Linked DNA regions of Homo sapiens: region 2 is linked to region 1. A link is a contact called in ENCODE Hi-C or POLR2A ChIA-PET data. All regions are on one chromosome and are shown on one strand. Each heading gives the region's core, a stretch centred on a gene start or an enhancer-like site at or near the end of the contact. The rest is flanking DNA. Distances are from core to core; before and after follow the strand shown. Region 1 overlaps RALGAPA2 (Ral GTPase activating protein catalytic subunit alpha 2). Region 2 overlaps RALGAPA2 (Ral GTPase activating protein catalytic subunit alpha 2).

Region 1 (6,311 bases), core at 2,702-5,201:
TCCTGCCCATTCTATCACTCTGCTTTACTTTCTTTGAAATACCCATTGCTATAAGAGTCTCAGCTCAACCATTTATTTACTTATTTACTGGCCTTCTCCCTTACTAAAATTTAGATTCCAGGAGAGTGGGACCCCCAGCCCTTGACACAGTACCTGGCATGAAGCAGCCTCAACTGATAGATGTTTCCTGCTTGACTGAATGAAGCACTCCTGTTCCCAAGGGACTAATTGCTGGGCATTAACCAAATCTGTTGCTCCTTTCGACATTTCTAGAATAAGATCTCTTGTGACCATCTGTCTTTTGCTTCATGGAGATGCATGAAAGGCCAGGGGAAGGGTGACGGGAGTGGCCTTGGGATCCTGAGTAGCCTTCTTCCACTGCCATAGTTTTGTTTGGTGGGTTTGAAGAAAATGTTCCACAATTAAAACATAAAGATTTAAAAACTGCAAAGATTGGGCAAAGCTATTTTGATATCAGCGTCTACAGCACAGAGGAAGCAGTCGGACCTATGAGAATTCAAATGGGAGCAAAGAAGGAGGAGACTGTTAGTTCTACTAGTGATGACTAATAATGAGCTTTCCCTCTACGACAGTACTGGTAGAAAACACAGGCGTTTCAGTTCCAAACAGGAAAATTAAGAATCTACTCATAGTCTAAGATCATTCGTGTTGCCAGGTTCAAATAAGAAATAAGAAAATAAGAAAGAATAACCCTTTCTTCCTTCTATCTTTAGTAACACCACACTTCAAAGAGTTTATTTAAAAAATATTCTATATAAAAAAATAAGTGTACTTCCTCTTATGGCTTATACTAAAAGCAGTCCAGTAATCAGTGAGGTGGAGTTGTAATGAAAGTATTCATGAAAAAAAAAAAAAGAGCAAAAAACCCAACAACAACAAACTAATACATTTCAAGTATAGCATAGAAAATACTACTGTAAAGATAAATTATCTGATTTGGGGCAATGAGCGCTCTTTCCTTTTCACAGAAAAGTTCTGTGTGCTCTGGACACCCATCCTCCTTGCTGGGCTGAGTGGCTGACATTGTGTGCACCTGTGTGCAGGAACCTAGGCAGTCGCATGCCAAGGGGTCTGGGGAGTGTGCTGTCTCTTGAGCCAAAAGGCCCTTCCTACTGAGTAGCTCAGAGGCAGAGAATGAGAGCTGCCTTGCTTTCTTACATTACCATTTGCCATTTGGTATGCATTTACACAGGCTGGCTCTGGCTGGCCAAAGGAGAGAAGATAAAGCAAATAAGAAGAAGATGTATATGCAAAGACCAACTTAAAAAAGGGGAAACAACGTCAACTTCTGAGGAAAATCAGTTGAGAAGAAATTCTCAAAAGCCAAATTGTTGTGAAAGATAAAACAGCAGCTAAGAGCTAATAATAGTAGGCTATAGATTTTCTTCCATCTGTATCAAGGCTTATTGTATAAATAAACGTTCTTTAGTATTCTTCAGCAACTGCTCGTGGGTGACTCAGTCTTTCAAAAACCGGACAAAAGGAATAATACAAATCCCCTGTATCTAGGGAATTCCTCTAATTAGAAGTGGCAATGAATTAGAGAAGAAATTTGATTTTAATTTAACATCTGCAAATGACAGATGCCTTTTCACATAGTTCTCAATGTCATTCCTTTACTAAAAATAATGCTAATAACAATAATAATAAATTATCCAAACAGAACATAACATAGTAATCCATTTAATAACCTATTTTAGTACATTCTGGTTGTTTGGTATTTTCAATGATCTTTTCTAAATAAATAATTCTTTGTATATTCAAAGGTTAACAATTTATTTTCCCTGAGAAGTTCCCAGAGCATTTTAAAGGGCATGATTTAATCTTAAACAGGTTAGTTGGCTGTGATTGGGATAAATATTTAAGAAAACTGCACATATAAAATGAAAAGAAAGAAATTTACATAACCATGTTGCAAAGTCAAACACTCTCCCTATACCGTGAGGCCACACTAGTAAGCTTAAAAGACTTCCTTTCAAACTCAGTGCCAATCCTAGGCTCCTCTCAGCCTCCCATGTGCAAATGCTCTTGTAACTTCTGGCACAACAGCCTTTTCCCAGCATTTCTGGGCACCTGCTCCAGGTACAGGTCCTGGGCTAGATGTCACCCTGAAGAGGGATGCATGAACACACATGAACACACACACACACACACACACACACACACACACTCACACTCACTCACTCACAATAGCTGCTGAACCTTCAAGAGAGCCAGCGACTACTTCCATGACGCTCTGGGGATAGTCAGGACAACTTAAGGAAAGGTACGGGCAGCTAGGAACAAGAGGATCCAAAAAAAAAAAGGCATTTAGAATCCCTGTAAGGACTACAGAGAAGCCTTGGTTCTCAACCAGCATTTCACAGCTGAGGAAGCTAAGATTCAAAGAAACGGAAAGATCTGCCCAAGACACCTACCATCTTGTGGTAGGCTTAGAACTGGAACTCTGGTGTCCCATCTCCTGTCTTACTACTTCCCCTCCTACGCTTTTCACAAATCACTGAATCACTATCATTTTTTTCTCCATGCTCGTATGTACCAGGGCTGAGTAAGTAGAGTTCAGAGGACATTAGCATATTTTCCATTTACAAAAGGGACACTCTGGTTGAGGTGAAGAGGAGGACACTTCACCAAAACTTCCTCTTGTCTCAACTGCTCCTGCTCAAGGCTGCTTCTGAACACCTACCCTCTGGTCAACTGGTCACCAGCCAGTCACTACTATGCCTGGAAATAAACATGCCCAAACCACTAAAACTTACCTTCGCAAATTTCTGAAGGCAAACACTTTGAACACCAATATTACTTTCCAGATACTGAAAGAGAGGGAAAGCAGCACGGGTACTCACTGCAGTGTGGAAGTTCTATGAATCACTTTTCTGAAGAACAACTCTGGCATTTTAACAAACCCCTTGAATCACTCACATTCTGCTCTATATGCAAGTCTTTCCTTGACTGCTGACTTAATAATAAAAGCTGGAAAAAACATAAGTCTAACAATAACACATTTCTTTTCTGTGACCAAAGAATGATTGTGTCAATGTTTATGGAGATGGACTTATTTTGAAAGTAATTTAACAATGGAATGATGCTGCTAAGCACACTGATTTTTTTTTTTTAAATGAAAAAAAGAAGTTCAATACAAAGCTCAAGAAGTGAACAGGCCCACTCAGATGAGAGGGTTTTATGCGTTCACACAAGCACACCCACACTTCTTCAACATACCATTTCACAAATGCTGTGTATTATTAAGAGGAGGCGGATTCTGCCAGGCACATAATTTGTATATTTAAGGGAGGTGTATGGAATGAAAAAGCGAAATATGTTAAATTTCAAAGGACTTGGAAGCAATGCTGCCTGTAAGCTTGTATTACAAATAGCCCTACATTATTACATACGCTATTAATGAGGCCGAGTGAATGAAAGTACAATTTGAATATGCATGACTCTACCCAATGAGCAAGACTTTTGTGTACTGATGAGGTTTTTTTTTCTCCCAAAAAAGGATTAAAATTATTCTTAGAGGAGTATGGCTGCCCAGAGAACAGTAAAATAAATGTACTTAGACCACAGAGTCATACTATACTCAGATGAAATACACAGGTGCTAAAAGAATGCCTTTGACTCTACCTACAATTTTGGAAACATGCATATCCTGTCCTTCAAAAGGAATATTCCTTAACTTCAAGCAGCTGCGTCATTACAATTTCTAAGAAAAAAATACGGATTTTGGTGGAGATCCCTAAAAGTAGGCAAGGTTAAATAAACCTTTTGAGTACAAAGCCTTCCCTTCCACAGTAAGGAGCACTAGTTAAAAGGCTGGGGAATGGGTAAATTATTGTACCAAATGGCTGAGAATTAATCTCTGCTGACTAGCTGTAATCTAACGAGGCGTCTGTGTCCCAGGGAGCCCGCAGCATGTCCCTGGCGGTATGTGCAGTGTGTCGAGTCTGCGTGGCACCCTTTGTCCTCGCTCACAGGCGGCCTTTCCCCTCATTGTCCGTAATATCCTCATGCATCTGGGACGCGTGGAATGCATTCATACTAACAGACTTACCATTGTTTTCTCTCAGAAGCTTTGTTGAGCAAAGACTGCATCACGGTTACTGATAATTATATTGCTTAATTAATCAAGACAAAAAAAATTTGCAAATCATTGCCTGGTTGCCAAGCAGGGAGATAAAAAATGACAACAATACAAGCTGAAGCAATATAACAAAAGTAACAGCTATCTGATCAGAAATTCTTATATAATGAAGCTATTAATGCTAAATCGGTTAATGTTAACATTGCTCCAGGTGTCTCTACTTAGATGCAAACAAAAAGGCTAACATTATGGATATAAAAGGCCAAATGTTGCCATGGATTCTGTAACCTGATAGAGAGGACAGCCTTTTCATTTGATTAGGGAATGCAATTTAAATACCAGGGACTGAAGCCAAACAAACAGACTTTCCCTCCGCAAGCCTCTTGCATTCACCCTGGGGTCAGTGGTTGGTGAACAAAAGGTCAGCCACACTTGCCCTGGAAATGTCTGGATTAATTTTATTACATTGTAATGGTTTGTACTTTAAATGTAAGGATAATACTAAATTTCCAGTTGGCCATTATTCTCTTCTTCCCTTTAGGCTTTTTGAATTAAAATATTAAGAAAGCGATTTGCTCAATTCATCTTGTCAGAATTTATAGCCAAATTCATTAAATGTGCAAACATTTTATAAGAAAGTTTACAAGGTATGTTAATAATTATATTCATGCATTATAAGTGTACTATCTTTTTAAAAAATCAAAAAAATCACTTTTGATTCTATAAAGTGAATTAAAATGGCTTGCATGTTTTTTACTTAAAAATAAAGGTGACATTTTTAGGACATTAAATGACATTTTAGAAGCCCATGTTGAAAATGAGCTAATAAAGCCAATTAATCCATACTAAATATTAAAGAAACACATTTCCTCTTTTTGAAAGCTATAAGACACTAAATTCACTGGTTCTCTTATATTAAAATTTTCAGTTTAATTCTTTAAAGTAGTGCTCTTCATGGACAAATACAAATGTTAGCACTAAGAGCCATTTTCATACACAAAACTGAAAACTTCACGCACATGGAGATCAGAATAAAAAATGATGCAAATATTTAATATGAAGTGACTTTTGGCATCTGCGTTCCCTCAATAGAAAAGAGGGTTCCCTTTATGTCAGGCTTTGCAACAGCCAGAATGGGACTTTTATGAATTCAGGAGTTGACCCACAATGCATCTATTCTGAGAATAATAAGCATGTTAAACTTGGAATTCATTAAGTATTCTCTCTCCATAGTAGTAATAACAAAAAACAACAGCAACAATAATAATAATAATAGCTAACACTTAAGTAGCTTTTACTCTGGACCAGGCACTGTTTGAAGCACTTTCTATTTATTAGCTCATTTAATCCTCACAACTTTAACCCTTTAGATTAGGTCATAAATCCCAATATGAACAATAAATCTGTTGCCTATTATTTCAAAGCTTTAAAAGAGAGTTTTCAGAAGGGTAACTTTCAGCTCCTTCAGGAGAACAACTTGAAATGAAAATGAAGATTATACATACTATCAAGCTGAAAAACACAATGTCATTCCTCTTGAGGGATGGCTTAATATGCTAATGTTTAATTTAAGAACTTTAAAAACGCCCTTCTATTAGTAATTCTAAAACAAAAACAAGTCGCTACATAAAGCATGGCTAAAATACCACTAAAGGTATGACAAGGATCGAAACTGCAGCCAATTTAGTACACAGCACACAGATCATTGGATTGTTCCAGCTCTTCCCATGATCAATACCAATTGACATGGCTGAATTGATTCTGCAGCAAGGTGCTCCAATTGTTGAAACTCATCACGTGGGCCGTGCTCCAGAGTCCCGGCCTCTTCGTGGACATGCCTGCAATTCTGCAGGATTGACCCCATTAGCACAGTCAGAGGCTTGGCAAGTGCCCGACACCAGGCAAGGCTGGATTCCATACCCACGGTTCTCCACAAAATGCTAGATGTGATATGGGGTTCCTTCAACTCTTATTATTAATCAACATAACCAAAATTTCAAGATACAATTTTTCAAAAGTACAAAATTTAGAAAACTTAAAACATTTACAAAATAATAAATTTGACATTATAATTTCCAAAGAGGCCTAGTAATACAATAATACAATTTTGTGCTCATGATGAAAAATTCTTTGAAAATCCCAATTCATATTTAATTCCTATAAAGCATGCATAATTCAGATATATGTAAGACATTCAACAACTGGA
Region 2 (7,037 bases), core at 3,386-5,885, 82 kb before region 1:
TCAAGCATCGGTATCTTTACAGCTTCACAGGGGATTCCAATGTGAAGCCAGAATTGAATCCCACTGGGTCTTGGTGATGGAATGATAGCTGGTAAAAAAAACTTTCTATCAATGTTGTACCATCTTTCCAAGAAGAATACATCTTAAATTGGAAAAAAATCAAAGCAAAAGTGGTCAGAATCAAGCCGGTTATGAGGGAAGGAAGACTTGGGCTGTGTCCAGAAGGGATTATGGGGGTAGAAGAAACATCTGTCCAAGGCAGTTGTCTGTAGGACATGTGGCAACACTTTGGCCAGCTACAGCCAAGTGTGCTGAGGGTGCTGAGTGGGATGGCTGAGTTATTGAATAGATGGTCATATAAGATAGTTTGTATTTAAGGAAAACTTTTGGGTCAGGTGCAGTGGCACACACCTGTAATCCTAGTACTTTGGGAGGCTGAGGTGGGCAGATCGCTTGAACCCAGGAGTTCAAGACCAGCCTGGGTAACATGGTGAACCCCTGTCTCTATAAGAAATACAGAAATTAGCTGCATGTGGTGGCTTATGCCTGTAGTTCCAGCTACTCAGGAGGCTGAGGCTAGAGGATTGCTCGAGCCTGGGACGGGAAGGATGCAGTGGGCTGTGCTCACACCAATGCAATCCAGGCCTGGGCGACAGAGTGAGACCAAAAGGGAAAACTTCTGTATTATCTGAATAGAGTAAAATTTGACTCTGGCCTTTAGTATGAATAAAGAGCTGGTAGCTACGGCTCTGATTATGGGATTATCACTATAGGGTGGGCACAGGGCTGGCATTTCCATGTGAAATGGGGAGGTGAAGATTGAGTTGGCACTGATTCCAACTTGCCCATGACCTTCGGTGGTCCCTTCCTGGGTTGGTCTTCAGCTTGCTCCAAATTAATGTGACAGGGTTAGACATGATCTTTCCTGAAGTCCCTTCTAGTTCAACATTCTATGATGTTCTTTGCTGGCTTCAGCAAAGTTATGGGGAAGCTGAACACATACAATTCAAAAGAAGCACTATTAATTAAAACCGTATTAAGACCACTTTAACAGGGAGGGAATGAATATGAATGTGATGAGTCTGTCACATGACTATCCTTTCAATGAGCGGGGAAACTCTTTTTGGTGGTTTGGGTTAGGATTTACTTGTGCTGTTTCTGGGAATTAACTTGATTATTAACTGCCCAGTGAAACGGCCAAGGAAGACTGCCTGTCAGGACTGCATGCGGAATGACGAGCTGCATATGGCGCGGAGGCCTTAGCAAGCAAAAGCTGGGTGTAGCCATATCCCTCTGGGCAAAGGCTGGTGAGTTCTAAGAGGAGTTTGTGTAGTGTCTACATCTCAGATTTGCTTTGGGGCGAATGTGTAACATAAGTGCCTCCATCTGCAGTTTTAGGAGAAGATTTTATTGGCCACCAAAATGACTCAGTGACACCAGGCAGAGTCTTCTGGCAAAGGTTCTGCAAACTTAACATAACGACTGTGTTGTAGAAGAAAAGCTACAGAAGTCTTTTTCATTAGGTAAGTGGCAATAATAACCCTTTCCACGAGGGCATCCAAGCAATTGTGTGAAAGATGAAAGTTTGCAGTTTTGTGCAGTAGCAGGAATGGCAGTGGCATCCTAAGACCGACTCAGACTAATCTGGTTTAAGCTCCAAATACGACCTACATTAAAAGTGGCAGACTCTGATGAAGCATAGTGAGGAATTTTCTCCCACTTGTTCTAAATCCTGGAGCCTTGACAATCCAGCCTATCATAAAGGAGGAAGTATTTCTGACCATATCTTGGAGAAATCAAATGCTGTGTTTATGCAGGGCTAACAAATAAACAAAGACCTGTGCTCCCTCTGCTGGCTCTCTATAGCAATATTGAAGCAGAAAGGAACCATACGTAGTATTGGCATCTTCAGCAAACACAAGTCAGTTTGGGTATTCCGAGAAGAACCACTCATTTAACTTGGTTTTGAACATTCTTTGAGAAAAATCTATCAACTTCTGACAAAGGCACTTGGAAATTCTTAAAATTAGATATTAAATGAGACATACCTGTAGCCCTTGGCTACCAGATTGCTAGCTGTGACCGTAATAGTGATCTGGGGATTGATTGATCAACAGACACAAGTGGATTCCTCCAAAATTTTTAGATCCAGACACAATCTTTAAGGCAGTTCTGAAAAAAATCTCAGGTCCAATGTAAAGTTCCTTTTTTTCTCTTTTATAAGAGCAACTTCTAAAAAGCAAAGATTTACACTATTTATATCTTTTCTGATAATGTCAAACACTAGACTTGATTTTCCAAATCATTAGCATGCAGAAGAATGACCTCATGGTGAACAGATGCACTTGGCTGTGAGCTGCAGTGATTACATCAGTCCCTCCCAGCAGTCGAGGGTGCCCATTCCAGTTAACCCTTTCAAGGCCTCTCTGCCGGTCCCTCTTTCTTGGTGATATGATTGAAAGCACAAATTTAGTCCCCCACCCCAATATGTGTGTGTGTGTGAGAGAGAAATGTATATGTGTATATAAATGTATTTATACATAAAACATATATATGTTAATTGCAACCAATATTTTAATACTGGCTACATTTTAGATTATTTAATGCTGGTCAAAAAAGGAAGGTAAACTATAGTGCTAGGTAAAAAAGTAGTTGAAATATCTTTACATGTCAGGTGTTATCAATACAAGTAATGGATGGAATAGATACAAGGTAGATACGATGGTCTTTAAAAATATTTTCTCATTAGGAAAATAGATTTTGTTTTGAAAGCTCTTTGAAAAATGCCGAGCGCTCATATATTAGCAGCTACACCACCATGTGTGGTTGACGGCGCATCCTGAACGCAAGCCTGTTCACCTGGCCAACCCACCCCCGCAGGGCTTGTTGGGCGGATGGGTAACAGCACCTGGATGGGGAGAGTCAGAAGCAGAGGGCATTTTCCAACAGTGGAAGCTTCAGGCACAGGCCATTCCCACCGAGTGCATCTCCCACTTTTACTTCAGACTTAAAGGCTGATTTTGGGGCTTTCCCTCTAGAAGTGGGGGCTGCATGCTGCTTTCTGGCTTGCTGCTACCAATACAGTGCAGAATGAATGCAGTGTTCAGGTGATGCTCCCTCTTCATTAATAATAAAGTCCTGGTGGTGAGGATACAAAGAAAACCTAGGAGCCCCTAATTCCTCAGATTGTGCATACGCATGTGAGCCCAAGCCCAAGGCCCTGCTTTGATGACACTGAGGGCCAGAGATGGTCTGATTGGGTCCTAAGTGCACTGTGGGAGCTTAAGCCGCTCAGGGTCAATTTTTCCAGTTGGCTTGTTGCTTGGAAGAACAGACTTCACCTCAATTTCTTAGTTTAAGCTGGCTGGCTCATCTGGGTTTGATCGCCCTTGTCCCAAGAACATAACAGTGTAAACAAATGACAAATGTTTTCATCTGTAGAAGTAGTAACAGATAGTGGACAGGGATTCCTCAAAAGCGAAGCCAGTATGTAAGCTAGAAGATGCTTCCGAAAACGTGCTTGTCTATGGTGCTGAAATGCTCTGTCCTCATTGTACTGCCCCACATTTCAGTTCAAATCAAGATTATATCTAGTTCATTCCTACTCAGCGTTATGAGAAGATATGCAAAGAATTAAAACAGAACATTATGCCTAGACTTAAAAATCACACTTAAGGATAGGCATGATAGACGTATAAAAATGTTTCCCACTCAACACTGAATTCCTTAAACCATGAACACTATGAAATGTAATACTGATGTTAATAATTTGAAAAGCGGAGGGAGTAGCATTTGTCTTGATATTCCATGTTTGGTTTCACGTTCCTTTTAGAAGAGTTCCAATGCCCACCCTCACATGCTGTCAGAATCTTCATTCTGCTAAGCAATTTTCAAAAATATGACGTTCTTGAAGAAGCCTATTGACAATCCTCTCCAAGTAGAGTTCTTAAAAACTCAAATTGCTCCTAGAATCTCACTCATTTCTATTGGTTTAAATAATTATGGATGTTTGGAAAAGATCAAATTAGTTTATACAGAGGCTAAAATATACATAGAAAACAAAGTCCATCATTATTCATTTTGATAATATCTTAATAATCTTAAGAATGTAACAGTTAAGGAATGAAAACATCTAGTTATTATTTACGTGTTTAATTTTAAGAAGTAAAAAGCTTTCTCAAGAGTTAAACAAACAAACAAAAAACAAAAAACAACCTGCACTGAAAAATCAAGTCCTCACGAAGAGGGGAATAATCTCATGAGGGTGGGAAAAAGCTGAATGAGATCTTTTTAAAATTAGCTTTGCTACAGATCCCTCATGTTCTTTCACTGAAAAATTAGAAACGATTTAAAATCTCTAGCCAGACCGAGTATGAAATCTTCATTTCCCTTGAAACGAATTTGTTTTTGTCTTAGATAGAATGTTGGCAGAGTGTATAAAAGAATTCAATTCACAGCTGTTCCACTTTTTTAATGTAAGAAACATTAATCAAAGCTTTAAGTTATAAGCTTTTCTCATGTTGCTTAGTATTCCAGTTCAACAAAGATCAATAGAGGCCATCCCAGTGTTCCTTGACGCCTCACCAGGAAGCAGAGGCGTGATTATGCAAATCACGCTGCTCCTGCACCTCTGCCAGCCTGCTTATCTCCCAAGCCTTCTGCCTGCTGCTCCTGGCTCCCTGCGCAAGTGCGTGCCTCTCCCTCTTATCTCCCAACAAAGCTCTGAGAGGCAAGGATTGAGGCCAGCGATGTTAAACAATGATGCATGGCTGATTTTATTTGTAAGTGATTTATTTCACTGGATTTAATTTTTTTTCACTTTGTGTATAAGATATTTGTTAACAAGTCAGAATAGGAGAAGTAAGGCAGTGTTCAGAGACAATTGACACAGGTTAGAAATCTATTAAGCACTCTAACAGTTTCATTTAAAGCAGTGGAAGAAGAAGGAAGCTCCTCACTGAGAATCTCAACATGCATTGGCTAAATATCCCATTTATTCTCTGAAAGGCAATTAATCTGTAATTATATGCAGAAATTTACAAGTAATAATTCTATTATTTGAAAGAAACACACAGTAATCACATAATCTGTTTAAGTGGCAATACATGTATTTTTCCCCCCAAACTGGAAATATAAAAAGAATAAAAACCTAAAAACAAGGAAATCTATGGAAACTTTCACAATTTTCCACTGGCCCTAATAAATGAAAATTATTGTAAGCTAGTTTCTAAACGGGTTCCACACCAGGTGCTGCTCCGGTCGGCGGCTTGTCCACATGACACAAACCACTCCAGAGAGACACGCACACTGCACTGCTGTAATGATGGACCCCGGGACACTGTCCTTCCATGTCTCCTGCATTAATCCCTGACCTTCGAATCTCGGCAGCATAATCCCCATTTAGCATTAGTAGCAACGGCTTCCACTGTGAGGAACTCTTTTTTGATAAGTAAGCACTGATTCGGGCATCGCTTTTAAACAGCATATTCCCAGCTCAGCAAGAAACCCACACTCCTGAATGAACCGGAGCACATTACTGAGAAAAAGTTCATTAACCTTGCTAGATTTGAAGGTTAACAGGATAGCTGAAGAAAGGAACTGAGTGAACAGCTCGAATACAAAACAAATTAAAATGAATGTCATCATTCCTTTTGATATTCATTAGTTGATTCAGAGGGAGAATGCTCTTCTTAAATTTGCAAAGCATTTATCTGTGAAAAACAGGTGTACATCTGCTGCTCGAATGCGTCTTAAGCGCGTGAGAGAAGAATAATGTAGACACTCACCCGTTCCGCTGAGGGAGTAGCTGGGAGAGGGAGAAAAGACTTGGGCTGCGAAATCCTCGAATGTCATTACTTCGCGGTGGTTCTGAATTATTGCTTCGAGATACAGAGCTCGCTCTTCATAGCTGCGGTAATCGGTTAAGGAAACAAGTGCACGTGCAAAGTGGCATGCAGAGCAGTGACAGAATTCACTTTTAATACCGTTGTGCAATTTTTTCTGTGTAAAAAAGTATCCTGCAGGTTCTTTACCATCTTGCAGAAAATTAAGTATTAGTCATAATTCATACCCAAATTCTGGTTTTGAGACCTAAGTTTCTCTTAGACTTTAATTGCATTAAATACTAATAACACTAAAAAACATGTAAAGCAACAGTTACAGAATAACATCATAAGATCATTAGGGTCGATTTAAACAAAAACAGGAGATACTGATTGCAATAGCATCTCTTTCCACTGACAGTGGTAGATCTTTTACATCCTATTTCAGTGGATAAAACATTCTTAGCCTACTGACATATGAGTTGATACTTCAAGCAACTTGGTGATACGACAGTGCAGACGCTTCTTAAAAATAAGAAGATGCAAGTTACTGGGAAGAGAGAAGGCTAGGAAGATAGATTCTGAGGGGGCATCAGAGCCTCTAACCAAGACAAGCTGTGAACATTGGAAAATAAGAACTACTATGTGAGAGAATCTACCAAGAGTGCACAGTGCAATTTAAAAAAAAAAGACTACTGCCTTTTAATTAAAACTGCAGTCTGGAACACACAGCATTCAAATGTGTAATCAAAAACCAGTCACCAATAAAACTTACAAGCGTAACACACTGAAGCAACTTTCCAGCTGTCTTAATAGGACCCCTGCGTGTGGCAGGCTTTCACAGGGCAGAAAGCAAATCTTCCCCTTTTGTGTGTGGCTTCTGTTTCCTTAGAAGGTGAATCATGCACTTCCAATAACAGGATAACGTCAGAACAATCCCACAATGGATGGAGGCACTGCACATACGACGTTATGAATTAACACTTGGGGAAGTCCGCATGACGTCTCATTTTCCCCTTCCTCATTATCAATGCAAAAGTTAAAAGACATGTTTCAGTCGTTTTGAAAATCATGCTAATTCTCCGGGAACACAGGGAATGCGGATCACCATCAGTTTATTATTGGCAGCTCCAGAAGAGGAAAAGTAACTCTAGCATTTCTCACTACATTTTCAAACTATCTTTTCAAAATGGCCTCTTTAAAAATACAAGTTGG

The links. Hi-C counts contacts between places; a loop is a spot of excess contacts on that map. ChIA-PET counts read pairs that join two places held with the same protein, here RNA polymerase II (POLR2A). Pooled maps may share reads with other maps.
Region 2: a pooled map shows a loop between it and region 1 (10-fold over the local background). The contact joins two enhancer-like sites. A Hi-C loop is called at or near these places in 1 of 168 maps with a recorded cell type or tissue (ovary) and 12 of 50 pooled maps. POLR2A ChIA-PET finds 5 or more read pairs at or near these places in 3 of 52 experiments (Panc1, activated CD4-positive, alpha-beta T cell and activated CD4-positive, alpha-beta memory T cell).

The regions. Positions count from the first base shown.
Region 1 is chr20:20,488,705-20,495,015 of GRCh38, forward strand. All of the region lies in intron 36 of RALGAPA2 (Ral GTPase activating protein catalytic subunit alpha 2), which reads right to left. Among named protein-coding and RNA genes, the nearest start is that of INSM1, 120 kb to the left of the region's middle. RefSeq lists an enhancer at 3,605-4,852. Within about 2 kb of position 3,952, at least 4 of the 41 ENCODE cell types and tissues checked have a DNase peak (open chromatin) inside an H3K27ac peak, as active enhancers do.
Region 2 is chr20:20,406,241-20,413,277 of GRCh38, forward strand. It overlaps RALGAPA2 (Ral GTPase activating protein catalytic subunit alpha 2), which reads right to left. Exons shown (of 40, transcript NM_020343.4): 38 at 5,787-5,908. Among named protein-coding and RNA genes, the nearest start is that of INSM1, 42 kb to the left of the region's middle. RefSeq lists an enhancer at 4,337-4,971. Within about 2 kb of position 4,636, at least 2 of the 41 ENCODE cell types and tissues checked have a DNase peak (open chromatin) inside an H3K27ac peak, as active enhancers do.